2 separate regions of the Homo sapiens genome follow, and region 1 is linked to region 2. Evidence: read pairs that join two places in POLR2A ChIA-PET (ENCODE). Cell type or tissue: Panc1. All regions are shown on one strand. Links, peaks and the distances in the headings refer to the core of each region. The heading gives the core; the rest is flanking DNA.

Region 1 (4,388 bases), core at 93-4,092, 180 kb after region 2:
TAGTTTATGTCTGGTCCTCTAGCAAAGCTGGTGGGATCTTAAGGCCCCTGTAGGAGGTTCTAGGATGCAGTAACTGCTGATATGGCCTGCCAGGTCAGGCTAGCCCACTCACTCAGCTTCTCTCCTCTGCAGTTCACAGGCCTCTGCAGACCCCTGACCTCTCTGGCTTCTACTCCCTGACCTCAGGCAGCATGGGGCAGCTCCCCCACACTGTGAGCTGGTGAGTGTGGGCCCAATGGGAAAGGGGTACCGTGTGCTGGTCAGACCAAGACCTGCCTGCCCTTCCATTTCCTCCTCCATCCCTCTTGGCTGGCCACCCTGCTGCCAGCTCTGTTTAGATGCCAGGGGCTGGCCAGCAACTCTGTCCTAACCTGGCTCTGAGCTAGGGGTCCTCATGTACCCCGGCCTGCATTCCCCAGGGAGCCTGACATACTCCCTTTGGAGAGGCAGGAGAGCTGGTCCCTGGTCCCAGCCCTGTCTCCCTCAGTGTCCAAGAGATCCCCTTAGATGGGAGAACTCTGGGCTGCTAAGGGACCTCCAGGGCCATATGAGTAACTGAGGAAGAAAGGTGGGCCCGAGCAGGGAGGGGACAGCATGAGTGGCTACCAGAGAGGCTGCTGCTTCTCAGCTCACTGGCCTCAGTGCCTACTGCTTTTGGTCCTTTCCTTGGCTGAGCTGCTTGAGGGGCAGTGTCCCTCCCTGCCCCTGTGGTGCCTGCTTAAGCCCAAGCCTCTGACCAGCCTGCTTGGAGATTCTTAAGGCTGGACCAGGAAAAGGAAGCCTGGCCCCCTAAGCCAGTAGGCCTGACTATGGGCCAAAGGGCCTGTCCTCAGCTGGAGTTGGGCCTTGGCAGGCTACTTGGCCCTTTACTCATCAACGATAGTTTGAGCTGCGCAGGTCTCTAGCCTATTTCAGAGAGCTGGGCTGTGGCAGTCACCCAACAGCAGGAAAACTTGGCTCCCCAAGGAGATCGGGCAGGCCAGAGGCCCAACCTGTGGCCCACTTGCCCTTTACCCATGGTCAGCACCCTCCTCCGTTCCAGCTTCTCCTTGGACAATCCATTCTGAATACAAATTAAGACTACTCCCATGAATACCCCTAGGATCAAAGCGTGGCAAGATGCTCAAGAGCCCAGCCTTACTGGACTAGACCAGGGTTCCGTGGATGCAAATCTGTAGGCCAGCCTTTCAAAAGCATCCCCTAGGCCAGCAGTGCTGAAGACCAAGAGAGTTGAGCCTACAGCAGATTTTACCCACCAAGGCTGTAAGGAGGGGACTTCAGGCAGCCCTGTGCTCTCGGCTTCCACCCGGTGGCACTTGGCTGTGAGGAAAGAAGTAGGGGTATTTAAGCCATCTCTCCACTGAGCCCTATTGTGTGCCGGGCAGGGTTCTGGGCACCAGGGAAGTCGGCACTGCTGAAGCCAACTGATCGTTAGGTCCCTGCCCTCTCAGAACTCAGTCTACCTCGTGGGCAACCCAGGCAAAAAACCAGACAGTTACAGGGCACTGTTGGTAGTGCTCTAGTTAGGGACTGTAGGAGCCCAGAGAGGTACCTCATCCAGCTTGGAATCTCAGGGATTTGAGGAGGAAGGGTCACTTAGCTAAGGAAGACCTGAAGGATGACCAGGAATTGAAGCAGGCAAAGTGGTGCAAAACAATCCAGTGTTAACAGTGGCTGCAATGGCCCCAGGACAGATATCAGCCCTATACCGTCAAAGAAACAGAAGCAGGCTGGAGGGGCCCAGGGGCCTGCTAAGCTGGGTCCCAGGAGAAGGATACCATTTCCATCCCTCAAGCACCCATACAAGTTTATAGAGGGAAACCGCACAAGCTGCCCTCTGGTGGCAGATGCTTGAAATTCCAGCAGAGGCCCATCTGTCTCACAGGATGGGTCAAGGCCTGCCTAGCAAGGTAGGGAAGTCTTTCCTCGTGTCTGGCCAGCAGCCAGACTGCTAACAGCTATCTCTCCCAACCACAGGCCCAGCCCTCCTCTCTACCCCCTGTCCCCTTCCTGCGGATATAGACAGCACTTCCCTGCCCCCACTGCAGCCCCTGGCGCCCCCTACCCCAGGTGAGTCCCCTACACTGCAGCTAGGCTCCTGCTTCCTGTTGCCCAGGCTTCAGAGCCCACACAAGGCCATGCCCAGGCCAGTGCTTGCCCTGTGTTAGTCGTTTGTCCATCTGTCCGTCTGTCATTTTGCAGCCCCCTGCTGTCCTGTGCCTGAGAATGAAGCTAGTGCAAGTGCCAAGAGGCCTCAGCCTGGGCCACACCGTGCAGCAGAGCACCACAGAGGCCAGGACAGTACAGGCATATGTGGCTCAGCCCGTGTGCAGATGTGTGTGCACTCACCTCTGTTCTTCATCCCTACTTAGAAGGACTCTCCTGGGCATCCCCTGAGCTTTGCCCAAGCTGAGACAGCACCTTTTACCTAAGTCCCCAACCTCTGACCCTTAGGGGCTGCTGGCTCAGGGATAATACCTGTGCAAGCAGTAAGGGGCAGAATGGTCTCCACAGAATAGCAAGAAAGTGAAGTGGGAGGTGTGTGTACATGGATCCCTTCACTTAGGTCACTCCTTCAGTGACAGACTCAGTGCAAATATGCAATGGCAGGGGATTCCACAGACATTTGCTGCCCACTGGAGCTCACAGCCCAGTATAGCAAGTGTAGACATGGCACCGGCAGCTTAATGGGCCAGCTGAGTGATGGGGAAGCCCCAAGGAGACCTCACCAGGCCTGATGGGTCAGGGAGAGCTTCGCGGAAAGAGTAATAGATCTTTTGCGAGAAGAAAACAAGGGAACAGCCATAACTGGGGCTGCCGGGGAACGGAGAGGGACAGGAAGCAGAGGAGAAGAGAAGGGGCTAGCAACAGCAGCAGGATGCTCATGCAGGGCTGTGCAGGCCCTTGGGAGCAGCCTGGGTTCTATTCTTTGGACGCTGGGGGAATTTCAGCCGAAGCAGGCCAGGAACATTCAGGTGTCTCTAATGGTTACTCTGGCTATTGTGTGGAGAGAGGCCTGGAAGGGTCAAGCAGGAGAGGGATGAGGCCTCACAGGGCAGCCACAGGCTCCTGAGGCTGGGTTGGTAGGGGAAGGACGTGAGAAGGGGACAGATTCAAAAGCTACTTGGGACCTATGTAGTAACCATCTGAATGGCAATCTATGTAGATTTTTGCAGTGTGTCTGTGTAGTGTGCTGGGAGCAGGTATTTGTATTTATCTCTGTGTACTTATGTCTAGGCCAGTAGGATAGAGTATCTATCTGTTCACCTGTGTCCTCAAGTTATGTATTATGCAGGGGCCTCTGTGTGTGTCCAAAGGTCTGGCCCATAATTCTTGGCTCAGTGTTAACTTTCTTCCTGCCTCCAGGTTCACCCACCCATCCTTGATGCTAGGTTCTGGTGTACCTGGTCACCCAGCAGCCATCCCCCACCCGGCCATTGTGCCCCCCTCAGGGAAGCAGGAGCTGCAGCCCTTCGACCGCAACCTGTGAGTGAAAAGACAATGATGGCAGGGGGTGTGTCAGTCAGGATACACATGCCTCCCCACCAGGCCTGAGGACTGCCACGAGGTCCCTGCCTAAGCTGTTTCGTGCCTCTGGCTATGTTTTTGATCCTCAGAAGTAGGAGGGGGTGGGTGGGATGGGGAACAAGGATTTTTCTGAGCCAACAGAGGAGGGGCTCAGAAGTCCTTAACACATGCTTTTCCCACTTGTCTGTAGTGTTCCTATAAGGAACAGTTACTTAGCTGTCTGCTCACCCATTTGGGGGCAGCTAGGAAAGATTCCACTTAGAAAACTCTGGTATCATACACTTAGGCACACTCTAGGCCCACGCTAGAGGAGGAGGCTGCAATTAGGTGGGCACTCGGGGGGCTCCTGAACAATCTGGATTTGTGCCCCTCAGGAAGACACAAGCAGAGTCCAAGGCAGAGAAGGAGGCCAAGAAGCCAACCATCAAGAAGCCCCTCAATGCCTTCATGCTGTACATGAAGGAGATGAGAGCCAAGGTCATTGCAGAGTGCACACTTAAGGAGAGCGCTGCCATCAACCAGATCCTGGGCCGCAGGGTGAGACCATGGGCAGGTGGGCTGGCAGGGATGCTCCCCGACCATCTTCAGCCTGGTGCAGCCTGCTGACTCCCTGATGCACCCCACCTGCCCCTCTTCCCTGTTGCAGTGGCACGCGCTGTCGCGAGAAGAGCAGGCCAAGTACTATGAGCTGGCCCGCAAGGAGAGGCAGCTGCACATGCAGCTATACCCAGGCTGGTCAGCGCGGGACAACTACGTGAGTGCCTAGTGACACACAGCAGGGGTGGGCAGGGGACCCTTTGAGATACCATGCCCCAGGCCACAATCTCAGTAAGGAACGCAGAACTACTGTCCTGAAGGCA
Region 2 (4,388 bases), core at 166-4,165:
TTCTGTCTGCAGTGTGTTAAAATACACAATAGATTTACATGCTGATTAGACATCTCAATATTTTACTATGAATTTAAACTTCACTGAAAAAAAGGAAAGAGGGCTGGGCATGGTGGCTCATGTCTGTAATCCCAACACTTTGGGAGGCCGAGGCGGGAGGACTGCTTGAGCCTGGGAGTTCAAGAACAGCCTGGGCAAAATAGCGACACCTCGTCTCTACAAACAATAATTTTTAAAATTTTAATTTAATAATTTTTAAAAATTAGCCAGGTGTGGTAGTGTGAATCTGTAGTCCCACCAACTCGACAGGCTGAGGCAAGAGAATCACTTAAGCCTAGGAGGTCGAGGCTCCAGTGAGCTGTGATTGTGCCACTGTACTCCAGCTTGGTTGACAGAGTGAAACCCACTACACTTTTTTTTGCAAAAAAAAAAAAAAAAAAAAAAAAGAACCATGAATCATCAAAAGCATTATGACTGAAATAATAAAGGGCTAAAAAAATCCCAAACCTACCTTCCTTTTGTTGTGATATGTAATGTAAACAACAGCAATGCAAAAAGCAAAAATAATAAGATGAAAAAAGAAATGGCTGTCTTCCTCTTCTATATTTGAGGATGGCATCTTAAAAGATTTCACTGACTGTTCAATTTCCATGTAACCCCTGTTTTCTTCCAAGGTGTCATCAGACTCGTCGTCGTCCCTGGGGCCCGTGGTCCAGTCATAGTCTGGTTCTCCATAATCGCCATTGTCTAGAGTGTCTTTGGCTGTGGATGGAGAACTGTTCAGCATGAGAAGATCCTCCTCCTCTATACTAGGATCTTCATTGTTATCAGCTTCCTCTTGAGACAGAGGAGTAGGCGAGGGATGAGGGACCACAGATGCTCCTCCACTTTTCTTGGTACTCGTCGTGGGAGGGAGGGTGGTGCTGATTTGGGAAATAGAAGGTTTGGTTTGGTTTTCATGTGTTAAAGCATTCACATTTGGGGTAGAAATATGTGAGTTGAGTACGGTTGGGCTCGGTGAATCAGTCCGTGATACAACTGAAACAAACAAAGAATATCAAACTGAAATCTCCAACTTTATCTCCACCAAGCTAAAAGCATATTTACCCAAATTTTACACTAAGCATTTCTCTCTGCTACATTCCTATAACTTTCTCGAAAACTAGTTATTAAGTCTCAATAGCCAGCATTCAGTTACATTTCTTCTTAGTCAGTTATTCTTCAGATAATAATTGCTTTGCTAGATACTAACAATTTAAGCAGCATAAAAGACCTACTGCATCATACAGCCTGCCACCAAAAGAAAAGAAAAAGGGCTGACTTTAAGTCACGATGGCAAAGTTCACATACAGCCCTCACCCATCCCCTCTGTTTTCATTTCATAAAGGGTGTGGATTTCAGTTACCTTGTCCAGACTTTACCTGATCCCTAGAACAGACCAAAAAGTGGCTGATTCTCACTCAAGTAGGTCCCAAAAAAGATATGGAGTTTGGACCTAAATACTTTCAACACAACATAACAAATTCAGGGGAAGCTATAGGCATGCTGTAGATAGTAATTCTAAGTGATACTTGAACTAGAGGACTCCCTCTCCTAAATTCAAAAAAAAAGAAGGATCCTTACAAAGAAGAAAAAACTTCTAAAGGAGAAGCATCCGAAACGGGAACCTGAGAGCTAAGTGACAACTAGACTATTTTGAAGATGAGGGAAGGCATCTAGGTATAGCAAATGACACCAAATACACACACATTCTTATTTCCCTGTGCTGCTACCTACTCAGCATAGTTTACTAAAGGTAAAATTCTTTACATAAGAATTCTTACTATTCTTTTACCAAGAAGAATGAATAGAGGAAGATTCCAGAGGAATCCCTGCCGAAATTTAACCATCTCTAATTTATAATCTAATGTAGTATCTGTTGAAGAACTTCAAGGACCTCTACTACACTAAAAAAATAAAAAAAAAAAACCTCTGTCATGTAGATCTAAACATATTCAGACAATATTTTAAAGTCTATCACATTAAAGTAAAATATTTTATAGGGGTAAGATTAAACCAAGTCATTCTAGTGCTTTCACAAACATGTGCATTCACACAAGTTAACAATCCAACAGACAACCCTTTCTTCATGTGAATACACTCTGGTTTGTGTACCACAGTTGACATCCATTTTGTGTAGAAAAAAAAAGAAATAGCTGGTGTCAATTAGAATGAACAGAGGATCTCAGAAAAATAATGTAGTCAGTTAGTAAAAAAAAAAAAAAAAAAAAAAAAAAAAAAAGGCCAGGCCCTGTGGCTCACGCCTGTAATCCCAGCACTTTGGGAGGCCGAGGCAGGCTGAACATGAGGTCAGGAGCTCGAGACCATCCTGGCTAACATGATGAAACCCGGTCTCTACTAAAAAATACAAAAAATTAGCCAGGCATGGTGGCAGGCACCTGTAGTCCCAGCTACTCGGGAGGCTGAGGCAGGACAATGGCGTGAACCTGGGAGGTGGAGGTTGCAGTGAGCCGAGATGGCGCCACTGCACTCTAGCCTGGCCGACAGAGCAAGACCACATCTCAAAAAAAAAAAAAAAAAACCAATAAATTAGTAAAACTCTCTTTTTCCCTTTTTTTTTTTTGACAGGGTCTCACTCTGTTGCCCAGGCTGAAATGCAGTAGCACAAACATAGCTCACTGTAGCCTCGACCTCCTGGTTTCAAGCCCCCCATGTAGCTGGGACCACAGGCACATGCTACCCTGCCTGGCTTTTTTTATTTTTCATATATTTGTCCAATGCCATATGCAATTTTTTTTTTTTTTTGAGACAGCATCTTGCCATGTTGCCCAGGCTGCTCTCATATTCCAGGGTTCAAGAAATCCTCCCACCTTGGCCTCCCAAAGTACTGGGATTACAGTAAAACTCTTAAAACATTTTCAATAATTGAGTTCCTTGAAATTTTTTACTGGAAGAAAAGAGAAATAAACAGGACCTACAACTCAGTACATTACTCAGAAAACTACTAACAGGAATTTCTGAAAATAATTTTTGCATTTATCACTTCAACTTAGTTATAATTCAAGAATTTAAAAATTATTATTTTCTGATACATTTAATTTTCCTGCCAAAGTACAAAAAACATGTTTTAAAATAAAATTTAAAATTGAAATAAGTGGGAGCCAACTAACTAAACTTAACTTTTAAAAGAACAATTTTTCCATGGGTAAGTACCTTTAAAGGACACAAGCTGATAGGGTGGGAATAATTATAAAGAAATTTCCACCACGCAGTATAGAATTCACAGTCATCAGCAAATCCCTTCTTTCACCCTTTGCTTTCTTGTTATTACTGAAACCTGACTCTCCCTTAAGGACACATTTTCCTTTCAGCCTGTTTAAGTAATAGCTGTTTTTTCTCCCACATCCTTGAACCACTGAATCTCAAGGAGGCACAGTTCTCCTCCTCATTGCCCTTTTCAGACCATTCTCCCGTTCTTCTCCCTAAATGCCTCTAGCTTTGATTCTCTTATCTTAAGCTATAATGCACTAACTTACTTTCATCCAACTCCAAAGTCATGCCCCCTAATTCTTAATGATCTTTAGCTCCTGGCTCTAGAGTTCACTCCATCTAAGACAAGTACTCCTGCCTTGATTTCAAAATCTTTGACCTCCTCTCTTCTCATGAGCTAGCCCTCCTCTTTACCTCAGCCACTCACTCCCAGAGTCATTATTTATTATCACAATTCTTCCATAATCTCAATTTCATGCATTCTACTTGCTGGCAAGACCTCCTATCCTTCCAGTTCATTCCCTGGTATTCTCAATCCATAAACACCTACAACCCTCTAATCCTTTTCATTCCCTTACGGTCACCATCAAAACTTGCCCAATACACTCTCTTCTCTCTTTATTCAGATTCAATTCTGTGTCAGCTATTATAATTGCTTATAATCACTCTCTTACATCCATCTTCAATTCCCTTCCCCCTTGTCCACTTTGACCCATTCACTTGGTGAGACTACACTCATCCCTAGTTATTAATAAATCAAGCTCTCTGACTACTCACATCTGCACCCAGCAGCTGAACATGGCTAGAAAAAATATACAACCATGCCACTGTTTTCATTTCATTTTAAATTCAATGCCAAAGATTCAGGTGTATGTTTAAAGCTGTTGGCAATTAAAATTGTTGGCAATCATATTTTCCTAGTCCATTTACCCTTCTACTCTCTTAGGACACCAATCACATTTTCCTCTAACCACAAACTTCAAATGTCTTCTCTGTTATCCTCATTTTCAACTGATGACATCACTTCCTAACTTTTCTGAGAAAAATTAAAAGAACTTCCAAGAACGACCAGAATTCTAGACTCATAAATCCAACCACCTACTTGACATCTCCTCTTA

What was found. Peaks named below come from ENCODE experiments on the same cell type or tissue, not always from the same donor. Only the 100,000 strongest peaks of a DNase experiment are listed, where the experiment ranks them.
Region 1: POLR2A ChIA-PET joins it to region 2 with 16 read pairs; 3 of 35 experiments call an interaction of 5 or more read pairs at or near these places.

Annotation. Positions count from the first base shown.
Region 1 is chr5:134,138,819-134,143,206 of GRCh38, forward strand. TCF7 (transcription factor 7) reads left to right here. Exons shown (of 10, transcript NM_003202.5): 5 at 133-220; 6 at 3,367-3,486; 7 at 3,903-4,065; 8 at 4,175-4,282. Among named protein-coding and RNA genes, the nearest start is that of TCF7, 26 kb to the left of the region's middle. RefSeq lists an enhancer at 544-1,521. In Panc1, for the core only: CTCF peaks have their summits at 1,849 (motif pointing left) and 2,062; a DNase peak (open chromatin) is centred at 1,851; H3K27ac peaks cover 535 bases.
Region 2 is chr5:133,958,983-133,963,370 of GRCh38, forward strand. It overlaps C5orf15 (chromosome 5 open reading frame 15), which reads right to left. Exons shown (of 3, transcript NM_020199.3): 2 at 512-1,038. Among named protein-coding and RNA genes, the nearest start is that of C5orf15, 7.4 kb to the right of the region's middle. In Panc1, for the core only: no CTCF peak of the experiment used is centred there; no DNase peak of the experiment used is centred there.